Regions from separate parts of the Homo sapiens genome. Here region 1 is linked to region 2. Evidence: chromatin loops called from intact Hi-C (ENCODE). Cell type or tissue: endothelial cell of umbilical vein. All regions are shown on one strand. Links, peaks and the distances in the headings refer to the core of each region. The heading gives the core; the rest is flanking DNA. Region 1 overlaps CBSLR (CBS mRNA stabilizing lncRNA). Region 2 has its middle 110 kb from the start of CBSLR.

Region 1 (4,401 bases), core at 164-4,163, 53 kb after region 2:
ATGCCAATCATGCCAAGCTTGAGAAGCCCTGTATGAGGTGGTGGCAAGAGTTACAGGGAAAACAATCCGAGAAAGGTCAAAGGGAGTCCCAGGGGCAAGGTGGAGGGGGTGAGGAGTTGTTCAGGGAAGAGCTCACCAGGAAGATGACATCTGAACAAAAACCTGCAAAAGGAGCAGCGGGGAGCTGCTGTAGATATCTGCAGGAAGAGCATCATAGGACAGGAAATGACAAATGTGAAGGCCCTGAGGGAGGAACATGTTGGGCAAGTTCCGGGAAAGCAGGAGACCAATGTGGCAGGGGCAGAGTGAGCAAAAGGAGGAGGAGCAGAAATGAAAATCTTACGGGGCCCAGATGTGTCGAGCGTCAGCTTGTGCTCTGAGTGACTGGGAAGTCATTTGGGAACTTTGGGCAGAGCAGTGACATGATTTCTGAATCCATTTTTGAAAGGATCACTCTGGCTGCTGTTTGGAAAATGATTCGTTAAGAGAACAAGGGCAGAAGCCAGGGATACCAATTAGGTGGCATCAAGTAGACTGCACGAGAAGGAGGTGGTACAGATAACAACAAAATGTCTGGTGTAAGCAAGGCAAAGGTCTGAGATGCTGGGCCCCGAGATGGGAGAGCCGTGAGAGAAGCCGGTTTAGGAGGCAATGGAGATCAGGCATTCCAGGTTAGACATATGGAGTCTGAGATGCCAATAAGAAATCCAAATGGAGATGTCACAGACTGTAGAATGAGTCTAGGGTTTACCAAAATCTGGGTTGGACATACTAATCTACTGGAAACGAAAAAACAAATGGCATCTAAATTGGCAAAGAGTATAAAATCGCCAAAGATGTGAGCATAGAGAGTAGTAGTCTGAAGACTGGGGAGTTATACAGGGCCCAGATTGTAGAGAATGTTATCAAAATGCTAGAGACATATGGTCTGGCCGGGTACAGTGGCTCACACCTGTCATCCCAGCACTTTAGGAGGCCAAGGTGGGCAGATCACTTGAGCCCAAGAGTTTGAGACCAGCCTGGGCAACATGGCAAAACCCCACCTCTATTTTTATTTAAGAAAAAAAAAGTAGATAATTGTCACTATAAATTCCTTAGAGGAAAGCTAAAACCAAGATTTTTAAAGCAACAGTATCATGGATTAGTGGAGTTGTTTAAAGAATTCCATTGCGGGACCATAAAAATCAACTAACTTAAATCCAAAATATTAGAGATGAGGAGGCTGATGCCCCACATAGCAAGGTCACAGAACAGTGGGATTTTGGAGTGCATTAGCCCGGGGTCCCACAGCTGATTATGGGCATAATCAAAACAAGAAGCTTAATCTTCTTTCTTATTCTAATGCTCTTTCTTCTTTATCATGCTGAGAAGTCCAACTCAGAAGTCCAATTCAAAACAAAGAAGAAATTCTTCTGAAATAATCATTTCAACTGGGGGAGAAATTTGATTTGCTTACAAATATTTGATACTCACAAAACTTGTCTTATAGACAACTTGCAGCATAAAGCAGTGCACCTCTCTATCTGCAGAAGAATAAGAACAATCCTGTGTACTAAACTCAAGGATGAAACACCAATCTTGTTTTGGGGAGGTAAAATAAGCTCTCTGGCAACTGGTCCTGTTGCTTTAGCACCTAGGAGGAAAGTAAGGAAGTGAGTCAACATGGGGACATAACTTGGTTAGCCCAGGATTTCATCTGTACTCTGCAATAAACAAGCCAACATTAATTCAGAAGGCTGCTGTGTGTCCCTGATAGAATTACCCGTGAATGTTGCTGGTGCTAACAGTAATAGGAGGCACAGTGATTCTGTGCTTTCCCTGAAGAGGACAAAAACTAATCTCCTTTTCATCCTTGTCTCAAAGCACACTCACAAATATACACATTTATTTCCATGGAATGAAGAAAGACGGTGAGGACTGCTATGGTCCCACCGTACACTAAGGAACAAAAACATCAGAAGGGGAAGTGAGCTGGCCCTGCCATCCTGTGAGTCAGTGGTGAAGAGACAGTATTCTATCCACAGCTTAGCCACTGACCGTGCCCAGCAAGCAAACCCAGAGAGGCAGAGCAGACCTAGGTCTGGACTAGCTCAGCATAGGGGGAGATGAACAAGAGTGTGCATTCACACAGTGAGTAGCCCATATGGTACAACATGAACCAAAACATCTCAGACCTCAAACCTCTGCTTTCAAGGATGCCAAGGTTCTCACTCTTAGATGCCATTTGTATACTACAGGACGAATTGTGGGTTGTTCACCTTTTTCCTTATTTCTTTTTTAAAAATTTCTGAATAAAAATACCTTTTAAAATGTCTCCCTTGTTTTTGTTTTGTTTTCTTTTTCAAAATGAGTATTTGCAGTTGCTTTCTGGAACTCTGTTTACTTCTTTTCTTCAATCAGCATAAAATTACTCTGGGAACAGGAAATATGGTTTAGTAAGAAAACAGCATTTGTTGAAAAAGAGAAATACTAACTGCATCTTCTGAAAATCAAAGGGTACAGTAATCTACATCTCCAAAGCAGGTCTTCGAATGGTAAACTCCCCACTGTTGTCTTCTGGGAAATGGTGTTCTTAAGCAAGTGACCTGAATCTTATTGAAATATTTTCCCAGGTAATACAACTTTGCTTATTTTCTAGGCCACTCTTGGAAAAGTCTTTCCAAATTCTACCCACACTTCAAGGCTAAGTCCGCATACTATCTCTTTCCTGAAACTTCCCTGATTATTCCTCTCAGCCAACGTGTATGTGTGTCTAAATTTCTCTACTAGGCTGAAATGTCCTTCAAGTCAAAAGTCTAGTATATATTATTGAATCCTATTCTCTCCTTATAGTATCTAACATGGTGCTTTTGTATAAAAACAGAGGAATCCCATATATTAATAGCTAGAAAGAGAAGGTTACTTGGTTACCAGACTGAAGGGTACATTCTTAGAAGATTATAGATATCTTTGGGGCATAAGTAAATATATCTAGAAAGGCTACTACCAAAATGGGGCATTTAAATGCACTACGTATCATGGAAGGTGTTCAAATAGAAAGTGGATAATCACTTATGAGATGTTAGACAGCAGCTGGGAAGGTAGAGCAGATGACCTCTTGGCCCTTTCCAACTCTAAGTTTCAAAATGATTTTTAGAAAGATTGGTTAGCTGGATAACCCTGTTTTGCTATTGTCTCTGTGGACACTGCCACTCTAGCAGGAAACTCTAAGAGCTTTTCCAAACAGTCTGATCGAAACACCCCAGCTTACAGCTTCTAAGGAATGCATCCTAGAACCTTCTCACTTTGACATTATTCTACCTTCACTTTACTTGGTCATCACAAAAGGTCATGATTCAGAAAGACCACAAAGTAGTTGGCATCTGAACTCTTCAACTCTCAATCCCAGATAGAGAAATTTAAGTTCTGGGTCAATTTTGCGCTCACTTGCTCTGTGCTCTTGGTCTCTCCTAGAATAAGCCAGATACAATAGAGGGTCTGAGAATCATTTTCCTAATATTTGCCATTGTTGCTTTTTTCTATATCTCATCAGTGGGAAATACTGCAGGGACTTTGACTAGCTTCATCCTTTCTCAATAATTGTATGCGTCAGATTAGTGGCACAAAGGAAAAAGTAGCAGAAGAGTTGAAAACATGCTCATTGAGTATGCCATACTTCTTGATTGTTGGTGTTCCTTAAGGTAACATCCTCACTCTCTGAAGGACATGCCCAAAACACTACTGAGGAGGACTACGCCTAACACTATGGAGGCATGCATTAACAGTGGGATTTCAGGCATCAGTGGGATTTGGGAACTAAGTTAAGAGTGTTTCATTGTTGTCTGTCTATCTATTTCTGTTCTAATCACAACCCAGACCATAGTAATGCTAGTCCCTAAGTGCTGTGTATGCAGATTTGTATAGAACAAACAGTTGAAGGTGTCAAAATTAATCAGGACTCAAATAGCAATATGTTATAATATGATAATCTGTTTCATTATTCTAATTGTTTTTACTATTTTGAAAGACTGATAAAGCTAAAAACAGAAATGACAGACCTGTCACATGTTTCTTTCCATGAATCTACTTCACAATATAAGTGTTTTTGTGAGATTAATGCAGATTTCTCCAGCTAGAGATTGTTTTTATTACCATAAAGCTAAACACCCTATATATTAAATTCTAAAGTATAGTGATCACAAATTACTTAAATCACAAATTACTTAAAGTAATTCCAGCTAATTGAAAAACATGCTCTCCATTTAAAAATTATTTATTATATTTTCAAGAGCCTCTTAATTATCCTTGGGAAAATATGATCAGTGTGGACATCTGTGGAAGTAGTTACAGTGCAAAATAATCAAGCTACCTCTTACGTTAAACAATCCAACAAATGAGAGCAAAATCAATTATTGCTTCAAC
Region 2 (4,401 bases), core at 190-4,189:
GGTTTTGATTTGCATTTCTCTAATGATCAGTGATGTTGAACTTTTTCCCATATGAGTGTTGGCCAAATGTATGTCTTCTTTTGTAAAACGTCTGTTCATGCCCCTTGCAAACTTTTTAGTGGTTTGTTTTTCTCTTGTAAATTTGTTTAAGTTCCTTATAGATGCTGGATATTAGACCTTTGTTAGATGCATAGTTGGCAAAACTTTTCTCCCATTCTGTAGGATGTTTGTTCACTCTATCCAGGGTTCTTTATATGAAATGAACTTGAACCCATACTTGAATTCAATGCTGGGGATGTTGTTTCTCAAGATAAATTTCTTCTATGCCTGTCTGCTCCTGCAATGCTAAGCTACTCAAGGTTCTGTGAGAATGCAATATTTTGGTACTTCATTCATTTCCAGGTACAGTCTCCTTTGCCTGGGTTGCCCTACCCCACATTCACCTGGAAAAGGCTTTCTCCTTCCTGAAGAGTTGGCTCAAGAACCACCACTTCCCTTCCACACCATTTACCCAATTCTCCCAGCAGACTTAAGCACCCCTTCCCTTGTGCTTCCACCAAGACCGTTACTATTCTTATCTTAATTTATAGTAATTACACATTTATTTTCTGCCTGTCCATTAGATAAGGGTAGGAACCATGGCTTTTCATATTTATATTGGCAAAATCTTGGCCACTGTATGACATATCAAAAAGGCTCAATTAATATTTGTTAAAAAAATTATCATTGTTTTAATCTATTCTATACCTACCTAAAAACCATACAAATGTCTTAAAGAATGATATGCCCCCCTCTTTCATACTCTTTGCCCCACACATATAGTGGTCTGATGTATTTTAACAAATCAGAGATGTTGAAAGCAGAAAATCTTCAGTACCTTATTTAAGGTGATAAGCTTCTAATAACATTCATACTATAATACCCATGACTTTAAGCACAATGATACATTATCTGTTGCATTATGTTATAGTTTCATACTTCATTGGAAACTTAACTGGATATTAACCAGCATTTTGTCTATGTGATAATCATTTTGGACATATTTTTAGTATTTTGTATTTGTGCTACACCATTTATAAAGTTCAAAGACCCACCGCCTTCGAACTAAAATATTTAATTTTTCAGATATTATCAAAGGAGATGAGCAAAAAGGAAATTAAAGTTAACAGAACATCTATGGGGGTACTTGGTTGGTGGTAGCACTTAACATACTTAACTCATCAAAATCTTACATCAACCTAATGAGAGATAAACATTATTAACACCATTTAGATAAACCTAAGGCTTAGAAAGAATAAAACATTGTTAGAGCCAGGATTCAAATTCAGATGCATCAAGCTATGTACTAGGCTGAAGAGTGGTCCCACAAGATGTCCACATCCCAATCCCTGAAGCTTGTAAATGTTACCTTATATGGCAAAAGTGATTTTGCAGATATGATTAACGATCCTGAGATGGAAAGATTATACTGGATTGCCTCGGAGGACCCTAAGTATAATCACAGGGACCTAAGAGAGAGGCAGAGGGAATTTGATTACAGCAGAGGAGAAAGCAGTGTGAGCATGAAAGCAGAGATTGGAGTCATGCAGCGAGCAGCCAAGGACTGCTGGTGGCCTCCAGAAGTGGCCAAGGTAAGGAATAGATTCTGCCAGGTAGCTTCCAGAAAGATCCAGCCTTGCTGACACCTTCCTTGATTTTAGCCTTTTATGATTCATTTGGCGTTCTGAACAGTAAGAAAATAAATTTGTGTTGTTTTAATTGTGGGATTTGTTGCACCAGCAACAGGAAACTAACATACAGTCTCCAAACTTAGGGAGATCTTTGATTAAATCAGTTTAGTGCAACAAACAAGGCAGAGTAATTAAACACCTCCGCTAACAGGAAAAGAAAACAGCTGGAGCCACGTCAGACCACATAAGGAAGTTCCAAATGTGAACATCCTCCAAGAACACTTGAGCCATCATCATGACTATTCCAAAGTAATATCTGGAAAGTTTTAGCCAAGTGCTCTAGCAGATCTTCCCAGCTGGGAGGAAGGAACAGCATGAGGGCCAGTCCCTCAGGTAGCCAAGTCATAAACCTTGCAGAACTAAACTAAAACTTTGAACTGAGCCCACAAGCCTGAGGTGGCCAACACAAACCTCAGTGGAACTAGTTGTACTTCCAGTAGCAAAACACTTTTAAACAAGGGCCATATTCCATTTGCAACTTTTGGGATAAAGCTTTGTCTATGTCCTACAGCAGCCCAAGACTGGAATTTACCAGGGAATGAATAACTCAGAAAAAAAGTTTGCAAACTCTGTGCCTAGCCCAGATGGAAAAACAAGCTACTGGCTTTAATGCAGTACAAACTCCAGACTTTGTGCCAGCAATAGCCTCCTCCAGGATTGCATTTGGCATAAGAATGGGAATTATAGTGGTGTGAATTACACATATTTTCCAATGCAAAATAAGGACTACCACAAATTGAAAGAAAGTTTGTGTATGTCTTCTGTTGTTCATTAAGACAATTCTCACGGGCTCTCGTGTCTGCTGTCCAGGGTTACCCTCTCGGGGGAAGTGACTCAAGCGGGAAACAAGCGCCAAGGCCAAGAGAAAACAGAATCTTCTGAATGAAATTAGCTTTTGTTTGCCTGCCACCTTTTGACCTGGATGGATATTTCTACATAAAAAAATGTTAAGTCTTAGCCTTCTGAAATATTTGGAAAGGTAAAGCTCAGAGGTATAAGCAATAAGGTTGTCTCCGTAGTTACTAAGTTTCCCTGGTAGAGGTGGACTGTGATCTGATTAAAGGAAAAACGAAAACATAACAAGGAAGTTGATGGATATCTACGGGGATTTTTAACAGTAAAGCGCTAAAGTAATGAAATATCTCACTGAAATCCTTAATGATATAGCTAATCTCAAAATTTAAAAATCCGTTTATTTCTTCACCAATCTCTCTGAATTACTAACACTGTGGGTGTAACAATTGTCAGAAGTCCCATGAAAAGTATCTTAAATACCTCAAAACAATCTTGACTATGACTTTTATATCAGATCAACTATAGCTTAGAAACGATCTCCTTCACACTAATTAAAATCAAATCAATAGGTAGTAATCGAGCATCAGTTATTCACAAAATGGTGTGGGAACTACAACAATCAAAGTCAGTGCCCTCATGGGGCTTATCATCCACTAAAGAGAAAAGCAATACACATGCAAAACATTAAAAAACAAAGTTTCAAATATGGGTTAAAAAATAGAAACCCATCACAAAGCAGTATGTGTTCAGTCAACATATGATTCCATAGGAAAGGGCCAGTGTGGGAGTTTAAGAGAGAAGGAGGTTAGAGCAGCAAGGCTAGATGGAACCTAGGGAATTTCAGTTGCTTCTATTTTATCTCAGTGTGGCTAAAGGCAGTAGGTATCTGGTGTGATGGGAAGTGTCAGACATCAGTTCCACAACTCGCCAGGCTTCAGACCTTGATAGTTACTTAAATACTCTGAGCCTGATTATTTTACTCTACAAAATATAGATCAAGCCTACCTCCAAGGTTGTACTGAGGTTAAAGTGAGAAATGTATATAAAGGTCTCAGCAGATTGTAGATGCTCAATAATACTAGTTGTTTTTCTTTCTGTAGTTATTAAGTCTTCAATACAATTTTTTTTCTGAGAGTGTTGTGATATTTTGTTATTTTCCATAAATCCAAACATGTATTTTATCTCACAGGTCTCTTGAAGCATTATTTGTCTGTAAATGCTAATTACTTCCTGGTGAATTTTAGGTTCCAGGAAACATGGAGAGTCCTGTTTAAATTTGTCTATGCACCTTAAGCTGAGAGTAAAGTCACCAAGGTGCTATCTAGTTTAAGAGACTAAAGTTTTTCCTGACTTCTAGACACTTAAAAAATCTCTTTCATACTTCAGGCTTTTAAAAATGCAATGCTTCTCTCATAGGTACTGGTCTTGCCACATGTTTGCTCTGACACATTAAATTACCTTTGCAGCATCAACCCAATCAGATAGAACTGAGTGCTAATGAGACAATAGCCCCCTCTCAGGCCTCCTGTCAGTTCATGAGCTTTGCTCATTTCCATGGTCACACAGCACATGGAGAAAGCTAACCATCTGTCTTAGAATTTCTTGCCCATAATTACAAGAAAGACTGGGTAGGACAGTATGGATACAATTAACACAGATCTATCACCAATACCAGGCATTTGTGCGGGGACTCCCTCCTGCTGATAGCTGGGTAGAGGCTCAGGGCTGGAAACCAGTGAGGAAGAAAAAGGAAATCGCTTCTATAAGCCAAAGTTTAAATAAAAATGAAAAATCCGTCATTGATTATGTGTTCTGCCAAATGCAGTCTTTTCCACCATAACCAAGCCAGGCGACAGAGCTGGCCCTCCGCTCTTCA

The links. Hi-C counts contacts between places; a loop is a spot of excess contacts. Peaks named below come from ENCODE experiments on the same cell type or tissue, not always from the same donor. Only the 100,000 strongest peaks of a DNase experiment are listed, where the experiment ranks them.
Region 1: a loop joins it to region 2, with 5 times the contacts of the local background. A loop is called at or near these places in 5 of 110 quality-filtered maps.

The regions. Positions count from the first base shown.
Region 1 is chr1:185,371,629-185,376,029 of GRCh38, reverse strand. CBSLR (CBS mRNA stabilizing lncRNA) reads right to left here. Exons shown (of 4, transcript XR_007066771.1): 3 at 2,302-2,412; 4 at 1-1,633. Among named protein-coding and RNA genes, the nearest start is that of CBSLR, 56 kb to the right of the region's middle. In endothelial cell of umbilical vein, for the core only: no CTCF peak of the experiment used is centred there; a DNase peak (open chromatin) is centred at 1,969; H3K27ac peaks cover 3,247 bases.
Region 2 is chr1:185,425,084-185,429,484 of GRCh38, reverse strand. No RefSeq gene overlaps it. Among named protein-coding and RNA genes, the nearest start is that of CBSLR, 110 kb to the right of the region's middle. In endothelial cell of umbilical vein, for the core only: no CTCF peak of the experiment used is centred there; DNase peaks (open chromatin) are centred at 1,914 and 2,504; H3K27ac peaks cover 1,992 bases.